Linked DNA regions of Homo sapiens: region 1 is linked to region 2. A link is an interaction called in ENCODE POLR2A ChIA-PET data of the cell type or tissue named here. Cell type or tissue: MCF 10A. All regions are shown on one strand.

The links. ChIA-PET counts read pairs that join two places held together with the same protein. Peaks named below come from ENCODE experiments on the same cell type or tissue, not always from the same donor. Only the 100,000 strongest peaks of a DNase experiment are listed, where the experiment ranks them.
Region 1: POLR2A ChIA-PET joins it to region 2 with 5 read pairs; 18 of 35 experiments call an interaction of 5 or more read pairs at or near these places.

Annotation. Positions count from the first base shown.
Region 1 is chr14:70,909,689-70,914,688 of GRCh38, reverse strand. The region is part of intron 1 of PCNX1 (pecanex 1); the gene reads right to left. Among named protein-coding and RNA genes, the nearest start is that of PCNX1, 4.7 kb to the right of the region's middle. In MCF 10A, no CTCF peak of the experiment used is centred here; a DNase peak (open chromatin) is centred at 2,738.
Region 2 is chr14:70,964,520-70,969,519 of GRCh38, reverse strand. PCNX1 (pecanex 1) reads right to left here. Exons shown (of 36, transcript NM_014982.3): 4 at 1,277-1,322; 5 at 410-499. Among named protein-coding and RNA genes, the nearest start is that of PCNX1, 60 kb to the right of the region's middle. In MCF 10A, no CTCF peak of the experiment used is centred here; no DNase peak of the experiment used is centred here.

The DNA of each region.
Region 1 (5,000 bases), 55 kb after region 2:
ATTTAAAAACACAGAATCCAGGTGGTGGGTACAATTTTCTCAACTTTCCTATATGTTTGAAAATTCTTTAATAAAATGTTGAAAGATTTAACTCTCAGTAAAGTCAGCTAGAGAAAGCAAATTACCTGACTGAATCTGTGTATTCAAAGGCTAGAAAAAAAATAGAAACTTTCCTAGTTTTCCAATCACCAAATGATTTTATGATTTGGAGTAATTTTCAAGTGGGAGAAAACACTCCACCTTTACGTCACAAAAGACAGAACATTTTATAAATCAACTGCTTTTTTTGTAAATTAATACACTTTTCTACAAATTGACAAATATGGCTGCTTTCTTGGAGGTCTAATTTTCTTTTCCTTTAGATTCAGCAAGGTACATGTGCAGGTTTGTCACATAGGCATATTAAGTGATGCTGAGGTTTGGCTTCTAATGATCCTGTCACCCAAGTAGTGAACACAGTAGCCAATGTATAGCTTTTCAACCCTCGCCCCCTACCCGCTTTTGGAATCCCCAGTATTTATTGTTCCCTTCTTTGTATCTGTGGGTATCCAAATGTTTAACTCCCACTTATAAGTGAGAACATGTGGTAGATGGTTTTCTGTGTAAACCATCTTTGGACAGTGTACCCTTAATTTATTATAGGTAATATAATACATAAGAGTTATATCTGTGCCATGACCAGTTATGGAAATAATTAGACTCACTTTGATCCTAAATATTGAAAATACTGGTAAAGGGCACAGGCTAATAGATCTAAACAGGCCATCCACTAGTCATTAACCTTCCCCTAAAGGATGCAGAAAATAATACTTAAAAATCATATGTACAATATGCAATAGCAATATAAATTGCTAATTTATAGCACAGTAACTTTTCTAGCTTGATCTAAACTTTTAGAGAAATATAAATTTTAAAATATGAAAATCCCTGTTTTAGTCACCCTAACTAAATCTTGTTTAAAATGATCTTTAAATACTTTTAAATTGGGGGAAAGAAAATGACCTGAGAGCTTTAGCGTAATCCTCACTAATAAAAGATATATCATTCTAAAGATGACAAAGATCAGTTACAGAAAACAATGAAGACAACTAGGAAGAAAATGTTGAAACCTTTATAAATTTTGTTAATGATTTAGAGTCTGAATATAATCTCTCCACAGATTTATGTGGTATATATTACTGTATATATCATGTATGTATGTATAACCACACAGCTGTATGCACAAAAAGCCATACGTACTGCACTTTCAATGACTTAAGTGTTTTTCAAGGGTCATTTTGTATTTGATTTTTCAGTAATTTTATATTTGATTTTTGTCTTGTAGAGACTGACACCGAACCTAACCCCTAAGTAAGCAGCTCCACCATATGATACAGCCTACCACAATCCTCCCTCCACCTCCAACTATTCTACATCAGTTAACAAGTCTAAAAAAGCTTCACATGTATAATAAAAAATTCATTCAACAAATACTTCTTCAGATCCTAATATGAGCCAGGCAGTCATGCAGACACTTGATAAACACTGATGAGTAAATCAGACCTGGCCCCTGCCCTCATGGAACTTACAAGGTATGGAAGTGGAGGATGATCGAGAGGACAAACAAGTAAACAAACAAAAAATATATGTTTGTGTTAAGTGCTATGGAAGAAAGTTATGGAATGGAATGATGAAAAAAAAGAGAGGGAACCTATTTATGGTTATCAGGCTCAGCCTCTGTGAGGGGATAATACTGAAGTCCAGCCCTAAAGATTAAGTAGCAGCCAGCCTTGCAAAGAGCAAGAAGGAAGAGTATCCTTTCAGAAGGCACAACACGTGCAAAGGTCTCACAGGAGGAAAAGGCTCAGTGGGCTAAAGTAACAGAAAGGCCAGTGTGACTACAGCACAGTGGGAAAACTGCACAAACTGTAAACAAAGGCAGAATAAGCTCTGGTGGCTTAATAAAGATTCTGGATTTTTTTCTAAGTGCCAAAGAAAATCTTTAAAGAATATTTAAAAGAATGACACAGATTTATGTCTTTTCCTCTGAGCAGAAAGTGGTAAGATTTGCTCAAAAGCAAGGGGTGGGGGATAAGCAACTAGATACAGACAGTGCCATTAACTAACATGACAGAGTGAGGAAAAACATTTTGTGGCAGTGTTGTTTAGGGGGGAATTCAGAAGCTTTTGGGCATGATACTTTTGGGATGCCTGTGAGACAGCCAAGAGGTACGTTGAGTAGCAGCTGGATGTCAGTCAGGGGCTGGTAGTTAGGAATATTGATCAAGTTATTTAAACTTACCTAGAATGTTTATAAAATACAAATCAATAGGCCACACTCCAGATCTACCGAATAAGAAAGGGCTTGCACATCATTAACATTGTCAAGTGATTCTGATGTCAACTGGAGGAGTCTGGGAACCACTTACGTAATAAATTTTAACGTTCTTTTTTTTCTTTTTTCTTTTTTTTTTTGAGACAGAGTCTCGCTCTGTCGCCCAGGCTGGAGTGCAGTGGCACAATCTTGGCTCACTGCAAGCTCTGCCTCCCAGGTTCACAACAGTCTCCTGCCTCAGCCTCCCGAGTAGCTGGGACTACAGGCGCCCGCCACCATGCCCGGCTAATTTTTTGTTTTTTTAGTAGAGACGGGGTTTCACCGTGTTAGCCAGGATGGTCTGGATCTCCTGACCTCGTGATGATCTGCCTGCCTCGGCCTCCCAAAGTGCGTGAGCCACCGCGCCCAGCCATAAATTTTAATGTTCTATTTCATCACCTAGGGATATATTGCTTTACAGAGGAAAACAATATATTGAGCAATATGTTATGAAAATGATTTGACTTAATAATCCAGAGCTATTTAGTCTCCTACAGTCATACAGCATTATAGAGGAAACACTTCCAATTAGCCATTTTTTCAAATGACATTTACTGAAGGCCATTCTGAAGGTAAATAATTTCTTCTATTTCATAAATATTTTCTTGAAAAACACCCATGAAATATCTCACAAATGAGTAAATCAAGGTTCAGAAAGGTGGAGTCTTGCCCACAGGACACACAATCAATAACAAAGCCAAGATTCAAAAATCAAGACACTAATTCCAATCTGCTTTCCACCATACAAAAATGCCACTCACCCCCAAAAATCTCATCATCTGTGACATGTACAAAAATCACTGTAACTAGATAAAAAAGAATGAGTACCTTAAAGGAAACAGACAGGACAATCAGAATTAAGAAACAAAAATTTTTTCTTCATTTTCACTACTTAAAAGATTTTTAACTAGTTGATGTATATAGAGTCCACCTTTCAAAGTATCCACAAATGCTCCTAAATAAACACCAAAAGTGTTTGAATCCTATAAAGTCCTAAGACTGTTTCCTAACTTAATGTACGATCTCTCCACAGATTTAGGCACTTTTTGGGGGGGAATAAATAAAAGGCAGCCTGTACAGTGACTTTGCCTTCAGAAAGCTCTGTGTAAATCCCAGCTCACAACTTGCCTACTAACAGCAAAACCTCATGAGGTCACGGGGTTAAAGAACCTATACATGTACTTTTAAAACAGTCATTATCACTTACAGTTATTATTGTAAGAGCATGCAAATAATAACCTATGGCTGTCTGAGATTTTAACACAAAATGTTGGATTTTGCTTTATTTTTGGTGTATACTTCAAACTATCTACCTTTTACTAGTATGTTTCCTAAAATGTTTACAAATTCTCTGTCCTGACCACCCCTGGTCTAGGGTTCATCCCCTGACTATAAGATCAGGGTCCCTCTTTACTTACCCTTTCCTAGCAGTTCTAACAGTAACAACTCATTACCCCCAGGCTAGATTTTAAGTTCCTTGAAAGCAGAAGCTGTGTCTTGTGCACTTCTCAATCATTCATCGGAGTACTACATGTGCTTTACACTAATCTAGGTCCTAAAAATACAGCAGTGAACGAAACTAAGTTCCTGCCCTCTCAGAGCTTATATTCTAATAAGATAAGAAAGACATAAAAACAAATAAATAGATATCAGTTAGGAATAAATACCATACTATTTTAAAAGGTGGGCTATGGAGTCTTGTGAGAGCTGGGGAAGTTGCTATTTCACATAGGCTATCAGAGAAAGCCTCACGTATATGAGAACCTGCAAAAAGTGGAGCAGCCACACAGGTATCTGGAAAAGAGGAGTCATCCAGACAGAGGGAAAAGCAAGCACAAAGGCGCTGAAGCAGGAACATACTTCTTGGCAAGAAGAGTAAGGCGGCAAATGTGTGTGTGGTTGAGACAAGAGAGACACAGGAGAGGGCAGGCCCTGAGAGCAGAAGAATGACATGATCTGAAAGAATCACAGAGGCGTCTGTGTGGAGAATAAAGAACAAAAGCATTGAACCTCATTAAAGTACTGCAATAATCCAGGAGAGAGAATGGTGACGAACCAAGGGAATGATGATGGCCTGATGGCCGTGATGATGATGGTGCTGGTGAGAGGAGGAGGAGGAGGAGGAGGACGAGGAGGAGGAGGAGGAGGAGGAGGAGGAGGAGGAGGAGGAGGAGGAGGAGGGGGAGGAGGGGGAGGGGGAGGAGGAGGAGGGGGAGGAGGAGGAGGGGGAGGAGGAGGGGGAGGAGGAGGAGGAGGAGGAGGAGGAGGAGGGGGAGGAGGAGGAGGAGGAGGAGGAGGAGGAGGGAGGAGTCGTCGTCTAGTTAGGTTTTGAAGATACAGCCCCTATTGCTCATAAGCAATAAGTGGCTGAGAACTCTAAAACCAGCAGTCATGCTAACCGCATGTACTGAACTTTGGAAGTTCATTTCTCAAGGCTCTCCATCTTATTATCCATTTCAGGTAAAGGTCTGAACTGATTAAGAACAGCTCAGCACCTTCTGGTTTGGGAAGAGTGGGACTGCCATTAATTGAGATAAGGAAGTCAGAAGCAATCTCAGAAAGTGTCTAGTACATGGTAGACACTCAAATATGTGAGAATTCAGTTTAACTGAACTCCCAAAATGAAGGAAGTAAACTCAATGTCCTG
Region 2 (5,000 bases):
ATTGCTGTTTTTGCAGTTGGCAAGAGATGAAGCAGCTGGCATTTAGAGATCGTACTGAATGGAAAGTAACAGTTTTACATACTAGGTTATCCCTAAGCTGGGCTAGTTGGTCTGACCAACTAAAAGAATAGCAGATTCTTATCTCCCATCTCATATTCACTCTGGGGCATATGCTCATAGAATTTCTCTCTCCATGTTTATCTGGCAGAACATGTATAACTGAGTTCAAGTAAGCTAAAAGCATGTGTAACTCTGTATTACTACTATCACCATAACATTTTATGTTAATGTTTCCTTAAATATCATATTAAATTGTTATAAACTTCTGCCAAATTGTATGCAGCATATTCTACAAATTAACTCTGGTCACCACAGTATATGACATCATGGTAAAGTATAACGTTCTTACCTTGTTCTTCACTTCCTTCCTTACAAAGACTAGAACTTTGGCCCAGACTTAAACTGATATCATCAGAAGTCTTAGCAGTGTCTGTATCTCCTACAAAGTTAAGAGAAACATGTGAGGACCTTATATTAACAGTAAGGCTGTAGGGTGGCATAACCAAGGAGTATTAATACATCAAGGAGTACTAATGTCTATCAACTAAAGTAGTTTTTGTGTATCAAAGGTTACAATAATGGAAGATGCACTGAACTAGCAGGAAGTATCATGGACTATCAGAGCACTTAATTATTCTCACAGAACTACAAACCAAACAATGTGGAAAGCTTCAAAATGTAAACTAATAAAACTATTTCTTTAAAAACAAGTGGAATTTAAAAAGGAATGCAAATTACATAACTTGACCCAACATGAATTTCCTTCCCAGGGAAAATTATTAACCTAAAAAACTATAGGGTGAAAACAATACGAATTTATCTGAATAGATCAAATAGCAGAAAATAACTTGCTCTTTTTTGTTCTTTCATTTGTGGTCACATTAGAAGGTTTCACATCAAATTACTTAGTTTTCCATGAACCCCACTAAAACCCACAAAACTGTTTTCCCTCAAGGGCAAGGAAGTTTCTTATAGATCAAAACTTATGTAATTCACGCAATGTAATGTAAGTGGTCAGACACTTTTGTGAAATTTGGATGATGAAAGAGAACACAATTTAAGTCAACCAACCTTTAATAAGATAAATAATTTTATCTATAAAAGAATTTCAAGAATGATTTTTTTCATTACATTTGAATGTACAGTACTGTTATCTTCATTACAACCAAAATGAAAGGGAAAGGCAGGTGCAACTTTTAAGTTAGATCACACCTACCTTTAATAGTTGCTGCTGTTCCAAGACGCGAGGAACCAGATCCAATCTGAAAACGTGACATGAAGTAAATAAAACTAATTAAAATGCTAGCTATGTCATTATCAATACACACTAGCAAGATTATCAAACAAAATTATATGATCAAAACATGTTATCGATCATTTTTATCAATATTAGAAGATACTTGTTGGACAAGCTCTATTGGAGCCACGCAACCTGTTGGCTGCGGCACAGGCTGCGTGTGTCTTACTGATATGTGGAGCTACCCAATCCCTCTGCATGCTCAGGACTGACGGAGCCCCCCCAGAGCCAGATCCTCCAATCTCAAGCAACTCATGTCATACAATTATCATTTTTATACTACATCATGACACGTTCATGTTATAAACAAAAGCAAAACCAGGCTTTATGTCTACCTGAAATAAATTTAGACTTCTTAGGGTATAAAAGGAAGGTTTGGCAGACAAACATTAACATACACTACAAAGTGCAGCATAAGTCTAACCATCGAATTGTAAGTGTATCATTATGTACCTTCTTTAGTTGGAGACAAAAGTAAGTACTTCTTTATAGACAGAACATTAAAAAATAAATCAATAAAAGTCTAAGGCATCCATGAAAAATGAATTTTTAGCACAAACTATAAGGAGAAAATTAAAACCTGATTGTTGAGCTTTTAGTGCTTATATTCAAGATAGTTTAACACTTCCCTAAAATTTCACAGCCATTATTTATTATACTACCATGAAAATCATATAAATAAATACCACAAATTCCACAAACACATTAAGGAAACCAAAGATAACATAACAGTTACTAAATCAACAAGTCTTAGCAACTCTTCCTGTAACTCGTTTTCATGGATTCAAAGAAGAAAACAGTCAAGCAAAGTTAGCACTGTAAAATAAAATTAAGAACATTCATATACTACTTTATACTTTACCACATCTTCCTCTTCATTGGTTTGATTTAGTAGGTGTATATCACAAGAAATCACTCAAAATATAAGTTAATGTTGACTTTGAAGGGACATGAAGGCCTTTCTTGATTTGGATGGCAACTGAATGGGTGCACACAGATGTAAAAATTCACTTAGCTGTACACTGAAGGTGTGCACTACGCTGTGTAAGTTACATGCCAGTGAAAAAGTAAATAAAAATATGCATACATATATCTGTTGAAACTACAAATAAACTCTTGAGGTAGCCAATAAAAAAAAGCTTTGTAATAATTTTGAACTATTTTATTAAGCTTGGTTCTTCTAGTTTTTCCTAATTTCTGCTTTCAATTAGCCATAAAAGACATTGCAATTTGCCAGCAAGAAAAAAACCAAAAAGCATTTTATCGCAAAAGTTTCATTCTTACAACACCTGCTACATAAGTTATAGAATTAACATTTGCTATTTTTCTGCTAGAATTAAATATAACTTCCTAGACAGAAATTTAAAAACAAACAAGAAAACAAAAACACCATTTTATGCATACCCATCTAGGAATTTAAACTTAAAAAAAAAATTTTTAAACACGGATATGGTAGTCATTTGCTCAGAAGCTCAAAGTATTCCCTTTCTCCTTCTTTAACAATCTCCCTATTTTGTTCCAAAATTGGTCATACACCTTCTGATATATGAGAAGTACACCCAGTCCCTGGTCTAGAGGTAGGTGTATGAACTAGTTCTGGTGAATGAACGTGTGGGAGAATCTGCTGGAGGGCTTCAGGAAAACGTCTTTGTGTGTCTGAGAAGAAAGTGATCAAGGAAAATCTCTGTCCCACACTACTGCTTGCTTCCTAACTTTTCAAACAGGGTCTTGATTGAAGCTGCTGTGCTCATCCTGCAACCCTGAGAAAAAAGCCTAGAGAACTGCAGAGATGCCAATCCAGAGGCCTAACGTTAGGCTGCTGAACACAAATGCCACACAATCACCTCCAGATTTAGGTGAAAAACAACTATTTCTTTAAGTCACTATTAGTTGAGTATTCTATTACTTGTTGACAAAAACATTCTTAACAGGTATAATAGAGTGGTTATATTTTATTCTTCATACTTTTCTGCATTATGCTTCCCCTCAAAAAGAATCATGACTATTTACAAGTGAAACAACAGGGCTCCAGAATATAAACTATAGTATATCCAAATGCAATGCATTCCCCAAAGTGTCACTGTAGAAAAACACTTAATGATATTAATGCTCATGATACAATCAATTATGACATAGATTATTTTAATTTTCCTGTTTGCCCTCACTCATTAAATTTCCTAAAAATGAAAATGTAAAGATTAAGAAAAAACAGTATCTTTTTACACTTGAGGGTGAAGTTTTTTATTTAAGTGCTTTGCATAAACTAAAATATTCCACTGTTTCTTCTCTATGACAAGTGCCATAGGAAGGATTATGGATACCAGGGAAGAAAGGTTACTTCTAACTAGAGAGCATATCAGGCAAGGCCACCTGCCCCAAGAAGCCATGCCTGTCTCTCCAGCTGGAAACAATTATTTTATCCTATGAAATCATTAGCTCTTCTTCTCTACCATTCCTATGGCAATTTTTACTTCGTTATCTTTTTTTTTTTTTTTTTTTTGAGACGGAGTCTCACTCTGTTGCCCAGGCTGGAGTGCAGTGGTGCCATCTCAGCTCACTGCAACCTCCACCTCCCGGGTTCAAGCAATTCTCCTGCCTCAGCCTCCTGGGTAGCTGGGAATACAGGTGCATGCCACCACACCCAGCTAATTTTTTGTATTTTTAGTAGAGACGGAGTTTCACCATACTAGCCAGGCTGGTCTCAATCGCCCAACCTCGTGATCCACCTACCTCGGCCTCCCAAAGTGCTGGAATTACAGGCGTGAGCCACCGTGCCTGGCCCCTTGGTAACATATATCACATCTTTATCTTTGGTTACTTATATCACACCTACTATGAGATCACAATCTCTTTCAGTATAAGACCCACTCCCCAACCCACACTAAGTAGAATGCCTTGAATACTATTGGGCGCTAAAATATTTGAAGGTAGAAAAGTGACAAAAGGAAAGAGAAGGAGGTAAGGAGAGGAATGAAAAGAAAGAATGGAAATGATGGGTAGAAGATGAAAGGGAGAAAGGCAGAGGTGAAGGAAAGAATAGTAACAATGACCACGATGTAGCTACTATGGTCAGTGGGTTCACTGTTTAGTACCCAACAAATTTATATAAAATATGATAATGTGTAGCAGTATCTTACACATTATATAATAAAATACATACAAGAAACAACAGTATGTCTATAATGGTAATATCTCCAGCAATATGCAAAAAGCCAGACTCTTCCTCCTCACTTCAGCTTCTCTAAAGTGTAAGAATAATTATGTCAACCATTTATTTTGTCATAAACAGTATAAAACGAAAACACTAAAATCCAAGTAGCACAATAACCTCCAATATTTGCCCATTTTTATTAAAAAGTTATTAAGTAAAAGGTATGCTGTGTGTTTAACAACATGCACACATGCTTTAATCACAGTCAAAAAGGGACTCCCTCCCTAAAACAAACAGGCAAGTTCCAACAGACACGATGCCAAGGTCACAGGATCCAAAAGTGCCTGGCCACTGCTGGCCCTTTCATCTTTCCTTTTTGTAAAAAGGAAAAAAGGTCTCCAAAAGATGATTGGAGAAATGTAGGCTTACTCTCTGGGGGTCTGATACTACCTACGTCTGTCAATAAGAAGAAAGCCCAGGGTTAATTAAGAA